5 separate regions of the Homo sapiens genome follow, and regions 2, 3, 4 and 5 are each linked to region 1. The links are chromatin contacts, found by Hi-C or POLR2A ChIA-PET in ENCODE. All regions are on one chromosome and are shown on one strand. Each heading gives the region's core, a stretch centred on a gene start or an enhancer-like site at or near the end of the contact. The rest is flanking DNA. Distances are from core to core; before and after follow the strand shown.

Region 1 (2,919 bases), core at 299-2,798:
AGGCACACACACTATGCCTGGCTAATTTTTGTACTTTTAGTAGAGACAGGGTTTCACCATGTTGGCCAGGCTGGTCTCGAACTTCTGACCTCGTGATCCGCCCACCTTGGCCTTTCAAAGTGCTGGGATTACAGGTGTGTGCCACTGTGCCTGGCCTAGGGTAAATCTATATATAAAAAAACTGATGCCTGGAACGGGAAGGAGACTAGCAAATTAAGGTACAGACCTCTCAAGATCTACTGGAGGGGAGAGTGAAGTGACCAGGGTAAGAGAGAAGCAAGCTGAAGCCCTAGGAATTCCAGAAGTGGGAGGTGAGGTGGAGAGAGGAAGACCAGGAAGCCAGACTAGCTTAAAGAGGAACGAGTTAACAGAAGAATAAGCATTATGACCCAACACAGAATACAAATTTAATAAGAACCCATTTTCTTTATTAAAAATTAAAGACATAATGGCCATTTATTAAAAGCCATGTGTTTGGCACTTTTTGTAGTGGTTTCACATAATTCTAGGGGCATCCCACTGAAGAAGGGTTTACAATCCTCATTCTACAAATGGGGAAGCAGAGGCTCTGAAGGATCTCCTTGTGAATTGCTAATTAGAAGCTCTGGAAATTACCTATGTTCTGACTCAGCCACTTCCTCACTGTGGGACCTGGGGCACGTCACTTCATCTTGAACCCTTGAAAGACACCTGGCAGCTGAGCGACCCCTCTGACTGGGAGTCACAGGACTCTAGGGGTTCTAATGTCCCTCCACTGCACTGTCCCCCTGCCCCCTGCATTCTGTCAACCTTAAACAATGAAGTTCAGAAAATGTAAATAAGCATAGAGTTTATTTAAACACAAAGATTGAGGATGGCCATCCAGGAAAGCGCTGACTCCAAACAAATGATGTCAGCGTTTCCAAGGTGAAGTTAAGGTTTCAATTATATAGACGGAGGCAGGGACATTCCAGCAGGATTACAAATGTGCATGCAAGTTGCATACCTACAACGATGTGGTTGGTTTCAGATTGCTACATTCCAAGGAAGATTATGACTGTGAGGAGGGACAATGATCTAAAGGGGTCTTACCTTGGATGCTACTTGGTCTTCTTAATTATTTACAGCGGAAAAAGGCAGAGGTTGCATCTGCATGCCACATGACTCAGGCTGCATAGCCACATTCCTCTCAAGGCTCGGGATCATGTAAAGTTCCAGCAGCTTTAAGTTGTAATTCTTTTAAGTTTGATTTAATTTAACAGTTCCAAAATCCCTGTTTTACAGGTAAAGAAACTGAGGCCAGCAGCAAGGGCAGGTCTAGCATCCAGGTTCCCTCTTAAGTACCTCTGATTCTGAAGCGGAACCTGCTTACAGAACATCACGGGCGGCTTCAGGGTCTATATAAGAAAAACAGATGCCCAAGCGGGAAGGAGACTAGGAGGCCGTGTTGAGAAAACCAGACCCAGCCACTGGCCTTGAAGTCCGGATGGAAGCTTGGCGCTTGCCTCGCCTCGTCTTCCTTCCGCCCTGGTGCTGAGCGGCTAGTCCAGAGCCGGCAGGATCTGCGCTTCCGGTTTCCGGGTTCTCCGGGTGTAGCCGCCTCTGCCCCGGGGGATCCCCTCTCCTCCAGCAGGCCGGGGAGGCCTACGTGGGCGGCTTCGTTGCAGCCAGCTTGCCGTTGTCACGGAAATCTCCTCCGGCGTCTCCAGGGACCACAGCGGGAGAGGAAATAGCCACCAACGAGATAGCGGGGGTCTCGTGACGTCACGGTAGCTGGGCAGGCTTCACAGCGTTAGCCCGCGAGCTCAGCCGATCCCTGGAGTCTCAGGCCGGGGGTTGGGGTTCTGCTACAGGGCGAGGAGTAAGAGTGGCAGTCTGAGAGACGCAGCTTCGTCGCCTCCAGGGTGTCCCAAGGCACCTCCTATCAAGTTCCTCCAAAATGCACCTCTCCCCTCCCCCTCACGTGCTCCTCCTGAATTCCATTTCGATGCAGGCACCGCTGTCTACTGTAAGAGGAGCGGCCCTTGGGTGGGGGAGAGTGGAAGAGGAACTGTCGTTGGCAGAGAAGACTTCAGGAGAAATCCGGTCCCTGGCTTTCGCTTCTGCAGGGCCAGGCCGAGTGGGGTTCAGGCAGCGATGGGAGCTCAGGAGAAGAAGGGCTTTTCCTAACGGGGGAGGGTGGGAAAGGGAAGTGCCACCCTGGAAAACTGCTCCACTAGTTGCAGTGTGCATGGCGGGAAGGAGGAGAATTGGCTAGAGCTGAGCTGCAGGGAGCCTGAATGACACCTTGTCTTGCTGCAGATGGCCCCAAACCCTGCGGTGCTCTTCCGCAGGTGGTCATAGGACCTGGCTCAGTCCAGCTTGAGGAGGGTCCCCGGAAGGAAGTCATTCCTCCTTCCCTTCTCAGAATTAATAAGAACCAACTATGAGCCAGGTCCTTTTCCAAGGCCTGGGGATGCAGTAATGAATAAGAGAATAAGGTTCCTGCCCTCAAGGAGACTGGCTCTAGGACGTGTTAAAACTTAAATTCCAAACTCTCCACCCCAGCCTCTGCTCTGGAAGTGATCGTTTGTACTGAACAAAGTGAACAGATTATAACCAGACATGGCCCTAGAAAGGGTATCCATTCTTGATGGTGCCCTGACCATATCTGGAAACCTGCTCCTTTGCAGTGCTCGGGGCTGAGGTCTTTGGGCCGCCTCCTGAGGCCCCAGCTTGGTGTCCATCCTGTCCCATCCTCTCTGTATGTTCTCTTCACCTTCAGTTTCTGCTTCAAGGATTCCTCCAGAAAGAACGGGGCTGGGCTGGAAGTGGTGTATCCTAATCTCTCGTCCCCAGGAAGGAGTACATGGGCTTGAGACTTACAAGGTCTCAGGGTTTCAGGCGTTTGGAGGCTGATCAAGAAAAAAGATAGAAACACTAGAGGCAGGCACACAGAAG
Region 2 (2,919 bases), core at 255-2,754, 4.9 Mb before region 1:
CCTCAGCCACAGAACAAGCCCAGCCCACCCACGTAGCTACCCTTGGTCACCACATTACTGCCACCTTGTCTAAATAATCCGCGGCGCGGGTGGGGCAGGCTCCGGTCTCCTTGCTGCATGGAGCCACACCCATGCTCAAAGGCCCTCGCACAGCTGATAAGTTGATGAGGCCCAGCACTATCCACACAACCTCACTTACTAAGTTCTGACACTGACAATGCTTTTTAATTGCTATAAATATCAACTACAGGGCACCATGTAACCAAGGAACACCGGCGTATGGCTCTTCTTTCAGCTCATTCTAATCCAGCCAAGCTGATAAAAAGTCAGCTGCTGGGCACCATGTGACCAGCCAGCCTGGAGTTCAGCCGGCGCTGCTGTAAGGGGCAGGCCTCCCATCCCGGCCTCAGTGTAGACCAACAACTCATTCTTTTCCTGCACACAAGACAGGGCAGGCCTGCATGACCTCTACCACTCCTTCCAATGCTGCCCAGGAAATGGTCCTAAACGTGTGGGCCAGAGCTTTTCCTGAAAATATCCTAAGAACAAGATTTAAAACCCATATGTGTGACTACCCTGTATGTCCAAACAGGGTACTCCCTATTGGGGAGACTTGTGGATGGAATGCCCACCTCCAGAGCCTTCAGCAAATGATTCATGCTGTTGGGCTAAGCACAAGTCTCCAAAGAAAATGTGCAGATGGTAGAGCTGGACTCTGGACCCTCCATCAATGCAGGCCTTGCTCAGACCTTGCCCAGGCCAGAGTACCACTTACCACCATTCTGCCTATGAAGCAAAAACAAGGTAGGGCACTGTGATCCAGGCCTGGTGACCTGCCACTACAAGCTGTTTATACTGAGGCCAGTTAAGAATGGGCTTCTATTTAGGTATTCTTCAATTAAGGAAACCACATGCTCCATTATAGCAATGCTTAGTCATTATAGGTGACAGAATATTTCTAAACAATCTCTATTATCTTCTGTCTGTACAGGTGTGTAAATAAAACATCAATAAACTTCCAAGATTAGCAAAGAACAGCTGCTTCAGCTCTGCCCTATGGAATCTACTGATATCAGAATGATATTTGCTGGGATTCTGCACTAGACTAAAGGTGGCTGCTCTATCAGGTCATTATGAAAAGAGCTGTGGAGGGCTGTCCAGTGGCCATGCCTTTTCCTCTCCCCAAACGGATGTCCCTAAGGGTTGTCTGTGACTTGCTCTAACCAAGGTAATGGCGTGGGGAGTAGCAGTGTACGGTCTGGACCTAGGCCTCAAAGGCCCCACAGCCTTTCTTTTCCCTGTCTGGAGCTACTCTGGGACTTTGTGCAGGAATCGCTCCGGCCTACTGGAGGATGGCAGGGCCCAGTGAACAGCCAGCACAAACTGCCAGACACATCAGAGGCCTTCATGGCTTCTAGCCTGGTGTGAGCCTCAGCTCCAAGGGAGCTGGCAGTGGGAGGAGTGGGGAAACCTAGCCAACCCACAGAGTCATGAGACATGCTACACTGGTGCCAAGTTTTGAGGTGGTTTGTTATACAAACATTCATGGAAACCAGACTTTTTACTGCATGAAAAGATGACATCCAAGATACTGTGACCCCTTTCTCACGCAGTCTTTCTGACACACCTCAGGAAATGAGAACGCTTCAAACTACCCAGATCTGCACACAATGGCACATTTTATCAGCTCTCAGAATTGCAACTCTCAAGGAGGTGAGGAAGACCCACAGTCTGGGGTCACCTGTGGTCGTCTGGTTGAGGCCTCATCTGTCCTCAATAATTATGCAACCCTATTTGGGGGAACCCCAGCCCAGCTACACAAAGCATCTGCTCCAGGGTTTCAGAGGGAATACCACGTGACTGACCACTCAAAGAGAGGGTTCTAAAGGCTATCTCCTCACCTCACGATCCAATCATGGACGCGAAGAGATATGAGAATCCCAAAGTCCTCAAACCTCCCTCCAAGGGAGTCTTGGATGGGGAGGGGAGCCAGAGAACAGTAACCTAGAGACTAAACAGACTATTTTTTAATAACATGATGACTTCATCTAAAAAACCGGCACTAACCTTTTAGTAATTTCTCACCGCCACCCAGCTTCAGACTGTGCGGGGAAGCTGAGCCTGCCTCTGACTTACAAAGCATGGCTCTTTCATTTCCTCAAAGGCAAGCACCTGTGGCCACCTGTGCTACAGAATGGAACTCACTGGAACAATTTGCTCCTTTTCACTCTTGGAGTCTACTTTCCCATTGAGGGTTTTTTTTTTTTTTTTTTTTTTGACACAGAGTCTCGCTCTGTTGCCCAGGCTAGAGTGCAGTGGCTCAATCTTGGCTCACTAAAAGCTCCGCCTCCCAGGTTCACGCCATTCTCCTGCCTCAGCTTCCCAAGTAGCTGGGACTACAGGGGTGCGCCACCATGCCCGGCTAATTTTTTGTATTTTTAGTACAGACAGGGTTTCACCATGTTAGCCAGGATGGTCTCGATCTCCTGACCTCGTGATCTGCCCACCTCAGCCTCCCAAAGTGCTGGGATTACAGGCGTGAGCCACTGTGCCTGGCCCCATTAAGGTATTTTTGATCTCTCTCCCCTTTCAATTTCTGACATTAAACAAAATTTTTTTTTTCTTAAAGTACAGTACAAAAGGATAATCATTAAAAACATCCACCAGGCGGATCATGAGGTCAGGAGATTGAGACCATCCTGGCTAACATGGCGAAACCCCGTCTCTACTAAAAATACAAAAAATTAGCCAGGCGTGGTGGCACGCGCCTATGGTCCCAGCTACTTGGGAGCCTGAGGCAGGTGAATCACTTGAACCCGGGGAGGCGGAGGTTGCAGTGAGCCGAGATCGTGCCATTGCACTCTAGCCTGTGTGACAGAGCGAAAGTCCATCTCAAAACAACAATAACAACAACAACAA
Region 3 (2,919 bases), core at 285-2,784, 4.3 Mb before region 1:
GGCAGGGCTGAAGAGGGGCAAAGATTCTTCTGGGTTCTAAAGCCAAGTGGTATGATGTGGACATGAAAATGGGGCACTCATTGCAGAGATACTTTTGACTGGGTTTGAAGTAACAGGAGAGGTCTAAGAGAAACACGAACAGGAATAGGAGAGAGGCAAAACAGAGGGCTGACATCTAGAAACTCTCCTGAGAAAAATAACACTGACTGACGTGGGTAAATCTGAGGGATTATAAAGCAGGCAGAAAACCCCACCAAGGAAATGACGAGATATCCTTCTTTAGATGCCTCCAAAACAGAAGATGTGCTGTTTGGCATAAGTGCCATCCAGGGCACTCAGACCTGACAGGAGAGTCTACAGAGACCCCATAGAACCAAGCAACTGGTGTTCTAAAGCTCTTCCCCTAATGGCCCAGGGCTGAGGAAAAAGCAAAGCCATAACATCCTCAGGGTCACAATAGTACACTGCATAAAAGCCGCTCTGTGCTGGGCACTACGGAGAGCAGAGGAGATGAGAAAGCACTTACACAAGTGGAGATGGCCCCCACACAAGGGGAAGACAGTTGGGAGGGCCTCAGTGCTGACCACAGTGTGGCCCCACCACGACTCAGACTCCAAGGCCCAGTTTCTATTCCCCAAAGTTGGTCACCTTAGCCCACCATACTCAGCATATTTCTCAGAACTGGGATTTCTCAAAACTGGTCAGTAAAAACAATTTAAGCAAAGAGGAAAGTGAGGATATCTTGGGTGGTAGAGGGAAAATGGGACCTTTTCCCAAATAGATAGCGAGCATCCTACTTTCGTACATCTTCCCATGGCTCAGGCACAAGAAAGAGTACACTTTTTGGAGAAACGAAAGTTCTGAAGTCCACGTTCACAGACAGCCAAGAACCCAGATCCCTGAGCTCCTCGTCTGAAGCCCCCAGGGCAGGGCTCACATTCACAGCCCGGCTGCCAGGCCGCTCTCAAATGCCCATCCCCGAACACAGCGTTTGCAAAAAAACCGGGCGTGGCTTCCGCCTTCTCAGAGAGGGCTGTGCAGGAACCCCTTCTCCAGGGAAGTCCCAGGACTGGAAAGAAGAACCTGGCGAAGCTAGCAAGCACGACCAGGCCGAGGATCCAACATGGAAGCCCGCGAAGCCCACAGTGGGTGGCGAGCGACAGGGGGAGGGGCGGGGACTCACTGGGTCCCCCCAAGCCGGGTTTAACCTGTCCACGATCGGCGGGGCAAGGGGTCACGAGGGTGAGACAGCACTCCTGCTGCGGTGTGGAGGGGCAGACAGGTAAGCCCCAGGCCACCTGCCTGGGCACCGCTCCGCGCTCGCGCTCCCGCTCCCCCCGAGTCCCCCGCTCGCCCCAGACAGACCCACCCCTGAGGCAGCCCCTGGCCCGACCCTGGCCCGTCTCGCCGCCCACCAGTCGGTCGGGGACTTCTCGGTGACCACCCGCACGTAGGCCTCTTGCAGCGCTGGCCCGTTCCGGCTCAGGTTCGCCGCCATGGCCCGCCCCGCAGTCTCCGCGCCGCTGCTGTAGCTTCCGGGCCGGGCCGGGCCGCCCCTTTGACAGCCGACAAGCCTCGCCTCCGACAACCGGAAACCCCGCCCCACGGCAGGAAGCGGAAATGGTAGGGGCCAGCCGCACCCGCGGGTCCTAGCGAGCTGTCCGGCCAGCTGGTCTAGCATGCAGGTCCCGCGAATGCCGAAGGACAAGCGGGAGAAGGGAGGACCCGGCCTTCTGTTTGTCCTCAGGGAGGGATCCTGGGGCGCAGACTAGCCCGTCTTCTGGTCCCACCCAAACGGCAGCTCGACTTGGAAGCCTGGCCGCAGGGACCCAGTCCAGCCCCCGCTAGCTGCTCTCACAGCACCGTGCTTATTCTTTTCTAAATCTTGTTATGTCGATGCGCTTATTTGAACGATCTTGGGTTCACTGCAGTCTCCCTCCAGACGAGGTCTTCAGCCTGTTTGTGGACCCTCAACAGTTTGATCTGTGAAAGAAACATGCATAAATGTATGAATACACGAATAAATGAGTGCTAAGTGACGATCACACCGCTACAAACCTAACTGAAAGTGACTGTGCTTTCTCACTCTCACCTGAGTTTTTCCCTCTGCAGTTTGGTCGAGGCCAGGATAGTGGAGGCATGAAGAGAACCTGTCTTGTGCTTCACCTGCACATCTGGCTGGTCGCCCCTAGAAGGTGTCAGTAATTCCTCAATCTGCTCCCCTCCTCCTGGGAGCACCAGTTTTTCCATCCACAAATCTGCATACACTTGACTGAACTAGCTTCTTATCTGTATGATAGAGAAACATGCCAAAGCGCAAGGCAGCTCACGGCTTATTTCCTCCCATGGAGAATAACTCCCCTGCCTCCTTAAAATATAAATCCTGCCGGGCACGGTGGCTCACGCCTGTAATCCCAGCACTTTGGGAGGCCGAGGTGGACGAATCAAGGGGTCACGAGATCGACACCATCCTGGCTAATACGATGAAACCCCGTCTCTACTAAAACAAAAAATTAGCCAGGCGTGGCGGCGTGCGCCTGTAGTCCCAGCTACTCGGGAGGCTGAGGCAGGAGAATGGCGTGAACCAGGGAGGCAGAGCTTGCACTGAGCCGACATAGCGCCACTGCACTCCAGCCTGGGCTACAGGGCGGGACTCTGTCTCAAAAAAAGTATAGTATATATATACATATATACACACACATAGTATATATATGTGTATATATATACACACACACATAGTGTATATGTATATATACTATGTGTGTATATATGTATACATATATGTATATATATGCATATGTATAGGTATACATATATGTATATATGCATAGGTATAGGTATACATATATGTATATATATGCATAGATATAGGTATACATATATGTATATATATGCATAGGTATAGGTATACATATATGT
Region 4 (2,919 bases), core at 131-2,630, 3.8 Mb before region 1:
ACATTTACTGAACGCCATGTGGCAAGCCCAGTGGTATGCGCTTGACAAGCATGGCATCTTCAGGCCACCTCTGAGGTAGGTACTGTCATCATTATACGATTTTACGGATGAGGAAAGTGAGGCTGGAGAGTCTAACCCCTCCAAAGGCAAACACAGCAAGAAGGGCACGAATATGAACTCAGGTCTGCCCCCAAAGCCAGAGTATTTAACAACTTCTTCAAACTGTTCTCAAGGAAGAGTCGCCAAACCCCACAAAAATCACTCGATCACCCCTCTTCAGCATACAAAATGTAAAGCATCCGAACAGCCTGCACCTGCAACTTTACAGACCAAGTTGTAAGCTCTCTCTACTCCCACAAAAAAAGGGTGGGCTAGCGTGGGGTGGGGGGAGAAGGCAAGAATCGGTTCCCAGCAAAGTAAAAAGCGAGAAAAGGGCCAAGCGCCCACGAAAGAAACCAATCTAAACTCGAAGCAAAGGGACCTAAATGCTTTAGAACTAAAACGGCAGAAAACCAACCAAGAAAACGAAAATGAATTCAGCAGAAGACCGACACAAGGTAACAGAGCGCCGGTGCAAAGGAAGCGGTCACAACGGATGCTGTATTTTATTAAAACCACACAGGCAGACCAAGAAAGTCGCAAGAGTTGAAGGAAAAATGCAAAGTCGGCTCCACAGACCTCTGGTTTTCAGACCCGCTGCTCGGGGTGAAAGGCAGAGCGCGGCCCGCACCTTCTCTCGTTAAATAGCCATTCGAAACGCCACAGAGAACGAAAGGGCTGAGGAAAGTGTCCGCGCCTCCGGGACCGCCATCGAGTTACCACCACTCGCTTGCTGGGCGCGGCGCGTGGAGGGGGCGCTGGTGCGACTCGGCTGCCCTACTTGCCGTCGGCACCCAAGTTTGTGCCAAGTCACAACGCGCGTTATCGGCAGCAGCAACGCCACTTCAGCCTCGCCGCCGCGGCGCCGGCACTTATCGGCGCCCACGTCCCGCCCCGCGCGTCCGGGAAGGTTCCGCGCCGGGCCCCGCCCGTCCTCACCTGCCCAGCTCCCGGCCCGGGCACAGGCTGTAGCCGTCCTGGAAGGGCTCGGTGCGCACCACGGCGCGTATCTCTGTCAGCAGCCCGCGGGCCTGGGGCGGCGGCGGCGGCCGGCACGGCCCGCTCAGACCCCGGCCTGCCCGGCCCGAGCCTGAGGTGGCGCCTGGGGAGGAGCCGCCGCTGCCTGGCTTCTCCAAAGGGATCATGGTGTTCAGGCCCGCTTCTTTCCTGGCCGCCTGTTCACTCCGAGCAGCCGGAGGGTCACGGACCCGCCCCCGGCTCCTAGTGCCGGTCCGCGGAGCCTTCAAACACCCGCTCTCCCCAGCGCGGCGCTCGGACTGCGGCAGGCAGACTACCGGTAGCTCGGGCCCGCCCCGCGCCCCGCGACCGGCCCCGCCCCCGTGACCGCCCCGCGCCTGCCCTGCACCCTGCTTCTGGCCCCGGCCAACCCCTCCCCACGTCCGCCCCGCGCCCGACCCCGCCCCGGCCTCACTCCGTGGCCGCCCGCCCCCTCGCTGAGCTCCCGCGGGGTCCTGAGCGCCCGATGCCTCACGCGCGCCCTCTGCAGCTCAGGGGGAGAAGGTGCAGCTTTCGGGACGGCCCGGAGGCTGGAGGCGACTCACAGCACCACCCTTTGGCCAGGACAGCCTACTGCGTTAGCAGAGTTGCGCACCTGTTGAGCGTCTGAGAGTCACAAAAGCTGACCTTCGGTTAATAAAAGGCATTTGAGCTGTAAGCGGGACTTCACGTGGTGAGGAGGGGAGGGGTCTGGAGGCACTTCGGTTAATAAAAGGCATTTGAGCTGTAAGCAGGACTTCACGTGGTGGGGAGGGGTGATGAGATCCTGATCTCCGTACACTGGGAGAGGGGTCTGGAGGCAGAGTTGTATAAATATTATTAACCCTGCACACCGGCCCTATGAAATAGACACTATTATATTGTCTGTAGTCGTCTCTATATTTACTTTCGAGGTCCTCTCATCCGGTCTTACGACTTTAATTACCATCTATATGCTCATGACTACAGAATTTGTATCTCTAGCTTCCAAATATTCCCTGAACTTCAGACTGGTGTATTTGACTATGCATTTGGCATCTCCACTTACATGTCAAATTAGCATCTCAGACTTAACATACACAAAAGTAAGTTGCTGATTGGTCTTCATGAATGCACTCCTACCCAGCTTTCCCCGTCTCAGTTTTCTTCATCTCCTTCCTTCTAGCTGTTCAGGCCAAAAATCTTGGGATGAGCATTGATTCCTCTCTCATGCTCATCTCCAGTTTGTCAGTAAACCCTCTTGTCTTTTCCTTCAAACTAGATGCGGCGTTTGATCACTTCTCTCTATTTCCACCTTACCACCATGGCCTGAGCCATCGTTATCTCTTACCTGGATTATTGTGATAGTTTACTAACTGGACCACCTGCTTCCATCCTTCTTTCTCCCTAATGTCGCATAGTTCATTTTCAAGGCAATGAGAGTGATCTTTTAAAAATCGAAACCAAATCACACCACTGCTCTACTCAGACTGTCTCAGTGGAGTTTTGCTTCTGGCACTGATATACTAGTTTATTTGTGTTCAATATTCTCACTAAGAAAAAATAGAAAAGTTGACAAAAGTTAAAAATTTCCTCTCCCAGCAAGGACTTGGATGACTGAAATCCTGGAAAGATAGGCAGCTCAGAAAGCCACCACTTTTCCCATGAGGTATTTGATGATTTTAAAGCCATGGCTGAAAGAGTGAGAAAGTAAGCAGAGCTTTCAGTCATCTCATGGGGTTGGGGAGACAAAAAAAAAATTGGAGTTTAGGACCTATTTATGATGAGGGGCTGGTAAGCAACTAGGCTTTCAGCTGGGACTCCGAAGAGCTATACCCTAGGGGT
Region 5 (2,919 bases), core at 293-2,792, 3.2 Mb before region 1:
CCTGTTAATTGGATACTGGATCCTTTTGTTTTTGCTCCATTTTTCATCTATTTCTACTTTCTAAATTTTTCCAACTCATTGATGTTTTGAAATTTGGGATATGATTTTTACTACAGAAGAACCATTTCCTGTGCTCTGCTGTCTCCTTAAAAAAAGAAATCCTCTTGTTTCATAGCTGAAATATCTTTTATTTGAAGATGCTAGTTATAGAATACTTTTTGAGACCATTTTGTTCTGTTTTCCATTTCCTTCAAATAACAAAAACGTTGGGAAATGCTGTGTTCGTGAGGCTCACACTAGGGGATGCTGAATGTTGGTATTGCCGAGCCATTTCTCTAGGGTCTTTTGTCTACTCATTTCTTCAGAGAAAAATAGGGTTATGGGGAGATAGTGGTAGGGAGCGGTAGAGGGGTGCCTGCATTATGGGAGGGGCAGAGAAGGGGGCTGCTAGCATTGCACTATTCAGTAGGAAAACATCATGGCACCTCTCATCCTTTGTTAGGCTTTGTGTCTGGAATCCCTCTGATGCCCTGTCTTTAGCATCTTAAACTAGTCTTCTGCCTGAACAATTTACTGCCCTCCCTTCTACCTTCAAGGCACCTGAAGCTTTCTGGGGTTCTGCTTTGTGAATCAGTGGCTAAATATCCCCTTCTACAAGCAGTTTGCTCAGTTCTCCTGACACCATCTGCAAAGAGGGTGCTTGGGTTCAGGTAACCTCCCTATGGCTCACTTATCTGTAAAGCATACTTAATATCTCTACCTTTTAGGTTGTTTAAAGGAGTGAACAATGTGTAAAACACTTAGAACAATGTCTGTCACGCTGTAAGGACTGAATAAGTTATTGCTCTTGTCCTCCAAAAATGTGTTGGTATAACCGGTCTGCAGTCATCTCTTCTCTTGTTCTTTTTGCCTTTGTTTGTTCCCTTTGTCATTGCTTTACTGTTATTTGGAGAAGGAGCATTGCTTTACTGTTAAGTTTGGAGAAGGAGCAGGATACACAGGATTAATTATAACTGGAAGTCCTCTTTAATATTTTAAATTAGCTTTACTTTCTTACAGCCCTAATCTTTCTGGGTGACTCTGGACACTCTACTACAGTAATATGAATATGGCAGCCCCTCGGAAGCCATGCAATCATTTCTTCTCTTCAGAAGGACAGCACACTTTCTTTGGAGGGCCCAGGACAATGCAGTGGAAAGTGCTTTGGCTTGGAGGCAGAAGTCCCAGAGGCAGTACTTCTCAGCTGTCACCTCTGACAAGCTTCTCCAGCGTTTCTTCTGTTAAAATGAGCCCCCAAAATGCCTACGACCCGGTTGCGATCGAGTGGCCGACGCCCCCAGTGGGAGTGAGGCCCAGCACGCGAGCTCGGTCCCTCTTCCTGGAGCCAGGTGGGTGCGCGCCTTCAGGCTCACCCGGCGGCGCAAGCGGGAGAAGCCAGGTGCCCTCAATAAACATGGCCGCCACGCCAGCGTCAACCCGGCTCGGGAGGCCGCGCTGCCGCTTGGGAATCGCAGGTTTGGCGTCACCCGGCCCGGAACCACGTGATGCAGGAGGTGCCCGAGGCGGCGGGGCTCGCGCGGGTGGAGCCGCCTCGGCGTTCGAGCGGGGTGGGGGCTGCCCGGTTGAGATTTCCCGGCGGGTCCCGGCCTCTGCGTGCACGCGCCTGCGTGCTCGCGCTCGCGGTTCTGGCGCTGCCGGTGAGGAGCCGGGGAGCGAGGCGGGGAGGCTGGGAGCGGGGCGCCTCTTCTGAGGCCAGAGGGGGCTGGGCAGGGCCGGCCCGGCGGGAAGGGGGTCGGCCGCGCGCTATCAGCGCCTGGTCCCTGAGCCGCGGCGCTGGCGGTGGGGGCTTTTCGGCCCCGGCCCCTCCTGGCAGGGCCCGGCTGTGCAGGTGGCCGGGCAGGGCCGAGGGCCCCGCAGCCCACCGAGAAGGCCCCGCCGGCCTCTGGCCCGCCCACCCGGCGACCTGCGCTGGGGCCGCTTGCACGGCCGCCGCGGGTTGCAGCCTTGGAGTTTAGTTTCATCTTCGGATTTTCCTTCAGAGTCGGAGTGGGAGTGGGACGCAAGTTGGTGGTCTTCTTCGGTCTTTTAAAATAGTCTGGGTTGACGTCAAATGCAGAAATGAGGCAGTGTTGATTTTTTTTGGCGTAAGTACCCCAAGCCTCGGGGGAAATCATGAGGCAGCCGGTTGAAGGAGACCAACTCGGGAAGGAGGAAAAGGTTAGGGAGGCTGAAGTGCTCAGTTTAGGACAGACACTTGCTTTGGACAGTTTGCTAACTAGCCAGTCTGTGTGTATTTTTGTTTTCGGCATTTTTGTCGCCTTTATTAAAATTTCTCAGCAGTTAAACAGGCCGCTGATAGACATAAGGGAATTATTTATATAGCAGATTGCCCAACTCTTGCATTGTATCCTAACCTAGGACCATGCTGTGTCCCCATGGCTTTCAAGCTGAAGAAATGAAGGTCTAAAGTGTGTCAGACGTACCTAAAGAAGAGTTCAAAAGTGTAGCTGCCATCCTTTCCTTAGCTATCAGAGGAAGCAGTCACTCCAGAATGAGACATACACAAGCCCGGGTTCATAGACTCACCCTCCATAAGCTGTGTTGCTAGATTGAAGTTTTTAATCACCAGTGAAGAATTGATTGTCATAATTTTAGGAGACTACTGAAGTTTGCCTTGTTTCTTTCCCTAGGAAAGGAATAATGCTGACAGCATGTCTGCACATTCCATGCTCTGTGAACGAATCGCCATAGCCAAGGAACTGATCAAGAGAGCAGAATCACTTTCTAGATCAAGAAAAGGTGGCATAGAAGGTGGTGCAAAGCTGTGCAGCAAATTGAAGGCAGAATTAAAATTCTTGCAGAAAGTAGAAGCTGGGAAAGTAGCTATTAAAGAGTCTCATTTACAGAGCACTAACCTAA

The links. Hi-C counts contacts between places; a loop is a spot of excess contacts on that map. ChIA-PET counts read pairs that join two places held with the same protein, here RNA polymerase II (POLR2A). Pooled maps may share reads with other maps.
Region 2: a map with no recorded cell type shows a loop between it and region 1 (6-fold over the local background). The contact joins the enhancer-like site here to the promoter of LINC00265 in region 1. A Hi-C loop is called at or near these places in 2 of 37 single-sample maps with no recorded cell type and 4 of 50 pooled maps.
Region 3: a loop to region 1 is called in a pooled map, with 2.4 times the contacts of the local background. The contact joins the promoter of DBNL here to the promoter of LINC00265 in region 1. A Hi-C loop is called at or near these places in 1 of 50 pooled maps. POLR2A ChIA-PET finds 5 or more read pairs at or near these places in 2 of 52 experiments (B cell and OCI-LY7).
Region 4: a pooled map shows a loop between it and region 1 (5-fold over the local background). The contact joins the promoter of STK17A here to the promoter of LINC00265 in region 1. A Hi-C loop is called at or near these places in 4 of 50 pooled maps. POLR2A ChIA-PET finds 5 or more read pairs at or near these places in 2 of 52 experiments (CD8-positive, alpha-beta T cell and RWPE1).
Region 5: a pooled map shows a loop between it and region 1 (7-fold over the local background). The contact joins the promoter of C7orf25 here to the promoter of LINC00265 in region 1. A Hi-C loop is called at or near these places in 7 of 50 pooled maps.

What each region holds. Positions count from the first base shown.
Region 1 is chr7:39,732,197-39,735,115 of GRCh38, reverse strand. It overlaps LINC00265 (long intergenic non-protein coding RNA 265), which reads right to left and starts at 1,548. Exons shown (of 12, transcript NR_026999.1): 1 at 1,072-1,548. RefSeq lists enhancers at 1-324, 1,516-1,595, 529-1,728, 1,886-1,955, 2,046-2,145.
Region 2 is chr7:44,632,611-44,635,529 of GRCh38, reverse strand. The region is part of intron 2 of OGDH (oxoglutarate dehydrogenase); the gene reads right to left. Among named protein-coding and RNA genes, the nearest start is that of OGDH, 27 kb to the right of the region's middle. RefSeq lists a silencer at 18-173 and an enhancer at 1,350-1,399. Within about 2 kb of position 1,504, at least 31 of the 41 ENCODE cell types and tissues checked have a DNase peak (open chromatin) inside an H3K27ac peak, as active enhancers do.
Region 3 is chr7:44,043,317-44,046,235 of GRCh38, reverse strand. DBNL (drebrin like) reads right to left here and starts at 1,534. Exons shown (of 13, transcript NM_001014436.3): 1 at 1,416-1,534. The coding sequence starts at 1,498. It overlaps LINC00957 (long intergenic non-protein coding RNA 957), which reads right to left. Exons shown (of 3, transcript NR_072982.1): 3 at 1,940-1,983. RefSeq lists an enhancer at 836-1,336 and a silencer at 1,275-1,494.
Region 4 is chr7:43,581,569-43,584,487 of GRCh38, reverse strand. STK17A (serine/threonine kinase 17a) reads right to left here and starts at 1,380. Exons shown (of 7, transcript NM_004760.3): 1 at 1,039-1,380. The coding sequence starts at 1,244. RefSeq lists enhancers at 291-400, 531-580 and a silencer at 981-1,760.
Region 5 is chr7:42,910,693-42,913,611 of GRCh38, reverse strand. C7orf25 (chromosome 7 open reading frame 25) reads left to right here and starts at 1,542. Exons shown (of 2, transcript NM_001099858.2): 1 at 1,542-1,697; 2 at 2,691-2,919. The coding sequence starts at 2,712. RefSeq lists a silencer at 1,711-1,970 and enhancers at 1,319-2,015, 2,016-2,713.